Linked DNA regions of Homo sapiens: region 1 is linked to region 2. Evidence: chromatin loops called from intact Hi-C (ENCODE). Cell type or tissue: IMR-90. All regions are shown on one strand.

Region 1 (4,000 bases), 58 kb after region 2:
ATTCTAAATCATGCTGCTCTAAAGACACATGCACACGTATGTTTATTGTGGCACTATTCACAATAGCAAAGACTTGGAACCAACCCAAATATCCAACAATGATAGACTGGATTAAGAAAATGTGGCACATATACACCATGGAATACTATGCAGCCATAAAAAATGATGAGTTCATGTCCTTTGTAGGGACATGGATGAAGCTGGGAACCATCATTCTCAGCAAACTATCGCAAGGACAAAAAACCAAACACCGCATGTTCTCACCCATAGGTGGGAATTGAACAATGAGAACACATGGACACAGGAAGGGGAATATCACACACTGGGGACTGTTGTGGGGTGGGGGGAGGGGGGAAGGATAGCATTAGGAGATATACCTAATGCTAAATGACGAGTTAATGGGTGCAGCACACCAACATGGCACATGTATACATATGTAACAAACCTGCACGTTGTGCACATGTATCCTAAAACTTAAAGTATAATAATAATAAAAAAAGACAAAAAAAAGACAAAGTTTTCTGAATGAGAACAATTTCTTCCTCCATTTTTATCAAACTCTAAATGACAATGGAATTGCTTGATACTATTTCTTAGTGAATTCAACCTAAGATTACAAGGCAAAAAAAATATATATGCAAAACTTTTCCTGAGGTAAACTAATTTTGGTGACAACTAACGTTTGAATCACAAGCAACATCAGCAGCTTTATACATTGCTCATCCTGTCAAAAGTTACAAGAAGCAGCAAGGTAGCCATTCCCACACACAATTAAAGCAGAAACATTTCTCAATCTCAAGCCACAGTTCCAGTTCCAGTAGTGTGTTTCAGACTTTGATACAAAAACAAAGGCAATTTCCACATTTCAAAATCCATTTAGCTGCCTTTGAGGAGCCTTTGTGTAACCTTCCATTGAAAGTGATTATTCTGCAATGTAATAAGATCTTAACAGGCAAATATCAAGTGTAAAATCTAATACCATTCTCTGAATGTTTATCAAACAATAAATATGTTCCATTAAAATCAAATACTTATGGATTTGTATGTTTGGCAGTACCTATTTGTGTGAAGAGACGTTTTCAAACATGAAATATGTGAAATTTCATTACAGATCAGCACTAACAGATTAATATTTGCAATTAATTTTGATGTTAGGGAATGCTAACTTTGAACCCCAAATAAAGTGTTGCCTTCCCCCCAAAATATAATTTCATTCTCTTAATCATAGATCTGTATTATAAGAAAATTACACTCAGTTTTTATTAGTATATTTTCAATGTTGCCTATGAAAAGACTGCATAAACTTGTGTTCTTTCTTATTCTCTAAGTACATACATAATATCCTCAGTTTTCCTTCCTGATCCACAAAGCCTAAAATATTTACTATTTGGCCTTTTACAAAAAAAAAATATTTGCCAACTCTTGCTCTAGATAATATCTGAGTACCCAAATTATACTTAATATCTTCAGCTACTATTCATATCTGCCATCATTTTATATGGTTTTATCATTCATAAAAAATTGATGGATAGATGGGTGAATGGATAATTTACTGTTTTATAATCTTTAAACAATAAAATCCATGGCCATTGGTTTACTGCTTTCCTAAAAGGAAAGTGGAGTCTTTATAAAATGTAATGATTGGGGAAGCAAGGGTCTCAGTAAGGACTTTCATCCAAATACAGGCTGTCACACTCATGTATCTGCAGATGGCAGTGTACATCTTTTTTCAAACAAAGGATTTTAGTTCAAATAATAGAACAAATAGCTATAACCAGTATACATAAATTATTATAAATTATTTCCTTTCAAATAGAAAAGAGAAGTCAAACTGACAAAATATATTTTTTAGATTGCCCTACAAATTGTAATAGCTTGTAATTTGCAAAATTATAATTTTATAGTGTTTTCTTACCAAGTCTAGAAATTTTATACCTAGATGTCTTGGAAATGTAATAAACTATTGTTAATATACCAAAGAAGAGCTTTTTTACTTTTCAAAAATCCAATACTTTGATTTGAAATAATGAAATGTCATTTCAACTTTATGTCTAAGTGTAATTTAAGTTGATTCCTAAATAAAATTTAACTTACAATTTTTAAAGGGTTCTTTATCCTAGAATGACCAAAAATTAAATTAAATTTTAAATCAAGCCTACAAAATAGAAATACAACGATAAGCCCAATGGGAACTTTAATTTGTAATGTTAATTCATTTAGCTACTTTACTCTAGAGGAGTCTAAGATTAGCAAAGCAAGAAAATGTTTAGTAAGAGCTACTGAGAGATCATAAGTCAATCCTACTGGCTTTCTAAACCACACATAAGCTAGATTTTAATGATGTTATTTAAAGGCTGTTTAAATGCTGCAAATGTGAACATTTTAACATTAGAATGCAATAGAAACTTTGTCTAGTTTTACCTCTTTAGATAGTAGAGGTAATGGCTTGAATCACCTTTGATTTTGTATTAAAAGAAAGTCATGTTTGACGTTTCAAGAAAGAATGTGAAAAAATAGTTCATGGCTAGTAGTTCTGAAGCAGTGTTTTCATGTTAAAAGAAAATCTGTGAAGATAGAAAACACATAGAAAACTAAGGCTAATAGAACAGTGATGCCAAAACATGTATGAGATCACCACCAACTCTAAAGGAGACGGACACTGCTTAAGAAAATATACTTTCACGAAATAAAGAATACATTAAAAAATTTTTTTCTAAACGTTCCAGTTACTTATTGTTGCACCATAAACTACTCTCAAACTTAGTGGTTTAAAATAATAACCATTTTCTGATATTTCACTGTTTTGTGGGTGAGTCTTCTGTTTCGTGTTGTGCTGACAGCAGTCACCCTGTGGTGCTTGGTTGGGGGCGGGCTCAGCAGGAATTTCTGGGGGCACCTAGACAGTCTCCAGCATGGTGGCCTCAGTGAGGTGGGCCCCTCACAGTGCAGCTCAGTTTCCAAGAGAGAATGTTCTGGCAAACAAAGTATTACTAGAAGCTGTATCTGTTTCTATGGCTTGGCCCTGGAAATTGTACAGCCTCCTTCCTGCCATGCACAATTGGTCAGAGTGGTCCCGGGACGCCCAGGCTTAAGGGGAGGGAACACAGATGCCCACCTCTCGAGGAAAGAAGTGTTGAAGGATTTGCAGCCATGTTTCAAAATTCTAGATTCAGAGCCCCAGTGTTCATTCCCTAATTCAAAATTTTGGGGAGTTGTATAAACTGAAGTAGGTCTCATTTATCCATGTTGACACATTTACATGGATTCAAAGGCAGTAACTTCCAGAAAACAACCAGGCACTAAGTAGGAGAGTCTCGGAACAGAACATTCTATGCAGTAATTACTTATAAACAATGTGTTTATTTATAAGTAATTACTTATAAACAATGTGTTTATTTATAAGTAATTACTTATAAACAATGTGTTTATTTATAAGTAATTACTTATAAACAGCAACATGTGCTGGAAACTGTGGTCAGTCATTCACTTGTTTAACATAGACTGTCTACCTCTGCCAATCCCTGTGCCAATAGACATGGGCACAGCCCTAAAGAGAAAATGTCTCTGCTGTCATTACTCACAGCATTAAAGCTCTAGACAGTACAGGAGGAAAAAGCAGCACTTCTGTAGAACAGAGCCACTGAAAGACATGGCATTGCACAGTGGGCTTTAGCTCTTATCTCAGAACTGCGGGACATACAATTAGAGCAAAAGGGAATAGCAGCTGGCAATCTACATTGATTGCTGACTGATTCCAAGTCTGGATAAGGTTCACGTTATTTCAGGATGGATGAAGAGAGGAAACAATAAAAACCACACCTCCACAACAAAAAACTAACAAGACTATTGTAAGAATATATATATTATTCTTATATACATACACATATACATATATAGATATGGTAGTTTACATCTTTTTTCAAACAAAGGATTTTAGTTCAAATAATAGAACAAATAGCTATAACCAGTATACATAAATTATTATAAATTATTTCCTTTC
Region 2 (4,000 bases):
AGGGCAAGGCGGAGCCCAGGAGGGGCAAAGTGGACAAAGCCAGGGCTGGAGAGGGGAGACCCAGGATCAGCACCACGTTCCACGGGGATGGCACAGAAGCCTGAGAGGCCACGGCCAAATGTGGAAATTGGCTTTGCCAAATCTTGCATTTCAGAGAGAAAAGGCAATATGGCATTAATGCTTGCCTTGTTTAATTTTCGTAATTTTCCCTTTCTTCCTGCCAATAGCTTGCTTTGTTATCCGGAGGGTAGCCACGGTTTTAGCTCACAGTGATGTCAACTTGAAGCTTCTCTCCACAAGCAGCTGTGACCTCAGCTGCCGTGCAGTCAGCTTCCCCGGCCTCCCTCCCCAGCCTCCCTGGTCTCCCAGGCACAAGGCTGGGCACTGGCTTCAGAGTGGCTGCAAGGGCACGGCCCCCAGGCCTAGGGCTGATCAGCGTGAACAGTACCCAGCACACTTGCTTCAAAAAGTAAGAAGATATAGAACACAAGCTGCTTGTTCTCATGACTATAGCACAAACTATAAAACAAAACATCTTCCTCCAGAACACGGCAAGCTGGATGGACAGTGATCTGGACAAAAATTTGCTGTAGGTTTTGTAACTGGGGTTCAGTGAGGACCAGGCTCCCCAGAGCATACATGTGGAGACAATTAAGTTGATCCCATTTTCCAAGACTCAGAGGAGATGTATTTATATTAGGAATATAAACTTGCTATTAATGCAACTTCAGAATGTCCAGGTCATCCGTTGGGAAAAAAAAAAGAGTAAGTCTAGGGCTGGTTCGTGCTGTTGCTACATGGAGGGAATCCACATCCAAGCCTGCCGCTCACATGCTGGGACACATTGCCTCAGCCTCCATCTCTGGGAGTCCCACGCTTTCTCTCCTGGGTTGTCCCACTATTCCTTTTGAAGTCCTCATGTTAGTGACAGTTCAATTTTCTCTTCACCTTCAAAATTGCAGAGAACCTAATTTCTACTGACCAGTCAAGCTTGTTTCATTTATCTTCCATGTTAACTTCAATTAAAATGTTAACCATCTGGAATCTTTGGCCTCTTATGTGACAAAAATAGGCATTAAATTGTATCATTTCTTAAATTCTCTGTTGAAAAGTCCAAATACGTTACTGAATATGATACAGATTAGTAAGAATTTGGGCTCATTAAATGTAAGATAATTTCATAGCTTAAGGTAATTTCACACCCCAAGGGACTTATAACCTAAACACAAAGCAGATCACCAACATTAACTGTCAGCTGTCCACTGGAGAACTATCTCAGACAAAAAAATAAAATTTGGATTAGCTCTCCATGGTGCACAATACTTTCATGAACCATCTCTTTTGGGTTGGCAGCTGCAGTGTGTTCTGAGAGTATGTTAATGCTACAATAACAGTAAAAATAAAATTAAGTTGGGAACATACAGAAAAAAAGAAATTGATTACATTATTCCTAATGACGACCTGAATCAAAGTTGGCACTAAATAAATTTTTGTCAGAAAGGAGAAAAGAAATGAGAGAAATAAAAGAGAGGAGGCAGGATTTTATATTCTGCTCCCTTTTTGGAAAAACATATTTGTGTGAGCTATATGAAATTGCTATTCAAAACCATTTGCATGTTGGTCATTGGGTATGGCTCAGTCTAGTCTTATCACCACGGAGATATCTGCTAGGTATCTGAGAAAGATTTCTTGGTGGTCCTGTCAAACGGTGAGTTGGTGCTGCCACCTGGTTCCTCCAGGCTGCTTGACCTGCATGTGGGTACATGACTCACACAGGTTATCTTTTTCTCCATTAAGTAGCCAATCATTTGCCAAACAGTGATAACAGCACCTTTACTCTGAAAACACCCAGGCGTCCTCCTTCAATAAGTCTGAAATACACACAGTTTTCTTTAAGCTAAGGAAAAAGAATGAGCTCCCACATCTGCAAAGAATGCCTTAAACAGAATGTCAAAAACGAACAGATATTGTTTATTCCAGCATGTTCAGACCACCCCCCTTGGTGGCCAGACTTGGGACCACGATCACATTCTTGCTTTGTTGTCTAAAGAACATGGACTTGCCAAAGTTGTGCAAGCCCCATGACATGTGCCACATGATATGAATCATCTTATCACGCAAGCACCAGAAGGAATCTTCACAGCCTGTAATCACGGAGACAGCAGGCTAGACAGAGCCGGGGCTCATCCTTCCTCCCCTGCACATCCATGGCTGGGCTGCCAGGGCTGCAGGTGGACAGCACTTGTCCACAGGTGTGTGCCCAGCCGTGGGCTCCTCACCAGCCTGTGTCCACTCGGTTGGTGAAGCAGGACCACCACAGATCAAGAAAGCTGTCCTGGGGCATGGGTGAGCAAAGACTGCGGGCTCTGGTACCAGGCGACCCGGCCTAGTGTCTGAACCTGGACTTTCCTTGAGACCTGAGCGCCCTGGCCTGCAGCTGAGCCCTCCCGGACACCCTGGCTGCTCTGTCCTGCGTGAGGTGCAGCTGGAAAGCCTGGCTCAGTCCTCGTCACACAGACCTTGGAAAAGGCCAGGGCCTCTCAGCCTGATCAAGTCGACAGACTTTGCACGGGAGCAGTATGCCTTTAAATGGATTTTCCAAGACAGAATGTCATGGCTTCTCTCTGTGGCACAGCTCTTGATAAGTATTTGGAAAGTGAGGCTAAGAATAACAACAATGCCTATCAAACACACAGGTCTATTAGAACAATGAGACGATGAATTGGAATCAAGTGAAAACTAAAAAGCTCTACATAAACATGTTATTTTTATTACTACCTTTTGATGAAGGCAGAGCAACCAACCAGTTTTACGTTACAACACACTGTTCACTACTTCAGAACATTTCATTATGGATAGAATAGTACAGATAAAAAATAAACATGATACATCCCACCATTAGAAAGGCAGATCTCTAAGGCATCCACTCACAGCACCACCTACTCCTCCTCTGAGTGGTGTGGGGAGCACTGCTGATCGGAACCAGGCAGGGAAGCCTCTTGAGTCTACAGTGGCCAAGTCCTTCACCCCAGGCCAGAGGCCACACCAGAGCCCTGCCCTCCATGCCCCCTGGCTTTGTTCTCTGCTTTCCTGGCTGCTGTCTTCCTAGAAAGTCTTCATGGGCAGAGGACTTATACTGCTATTCTTATGCTGCAACCTGACACAGCTCTCTTCCTAGCAGTGGCTTTGCCAAGTTTGTTTTGTCCTAAGTCTTCCCCTGATAGAGGTCTCTAATAGATTTGGTATTTTACATATTAGAGTTTTCTTCTTTGACATTTATTCAGCAATTATTATTTAGATTAAATAATTTTATATTTCTTTTTCTTAAAGTCACATTTGACATTGGAAAAATTTATATAAAAACCATAGCAATATGTGTCAGAAACAGTATGTCAAAATTTTAAATGATTTACTGAAATTAAGAATATTAAATAAGACTCTGGGCTTTCTACATCTGCTTTATTTATCTATTTTTAGCTAGTTTTAAATAAATTTCATTTTAACCAAGGGGAAACAATATATTTTAAAATGTTTAGGTAACTCTAAGTATTGGAAAAATAAAAATGAGTTATTCTAAACTTTTGCTTCTCAAAAATATTACGAGAAAAATGCAGGCACATTTATGGTCGATGTGTGAAAGTTCCAGTAAGGATCCCAGGAAGTCAACCCTGTGACATTTCTTAGAAGGTGAGGTCACAGCACACTGCGTCTCTTGTGAAAATAGAGACAAGTGGTGGCTGGTGAAGCTCTGGGTGGGATGAAAGCCCCCAGCTCCCTGGTTTCACGGATAAAAGAGACCACTCTAGATCAGGGCATTCCGGCTGGTCCCAGGAGTCCTCACATGGGGCATCACAGGCTGCTGAGGTTATCTGGAATCTTGAATTGCCTTGGAAGCATCCTCATTCTTCTAGGATCTTATAACCGTGGGGTCCTGGGATCTTAGGAGTCTGATACATGCAGAGTCAATTCCCAGGACAGGCAGCCTCTGGAGCCCTGCCTC

What was found. Peaks named below come from ENCODE experiments on the same cell type or tissue, not always from the same donor. Only the 100,000 strongest peaks of a DNase experiment are listed, where the experiment ranks them.
Region 1: a loop joins it to region 2, with 5 times the contacts of the local background. A loop is called at or near these places in 1 of 110 quality-filtered maps.

What each region holds. Positions count from the first base shown.
Region 1 is chr6:169,510,296-169,514,295 of GRCh38, forward strand. The region is part of intron 25 of WDR27 (WD repeat domain 27); the gene reads right to left. Among named protein-coding and RNA genes, the nearest start is that of LINC02519, 120 kb to the left of the region's middle. In IMR-90, a CTCF peak has its summit at 1,703 (motif pointing right); no DNase peak of the experiment used is centred here.
Region 2 is chr6:169,452,636-169,456,635 of GRCh38, forward strand. It overlaps a transcript of WDR27 not described here. Among named protein-coding and RNA genes, the nearest start is that of LINC02519, 66 kb to the left of the region's middle. In IMR-90, a CTCF peak has its summit at 2,078; a DNase peak (open chromatin) is centred at 2,086; H3K27ac peaks cover 1,542 bases.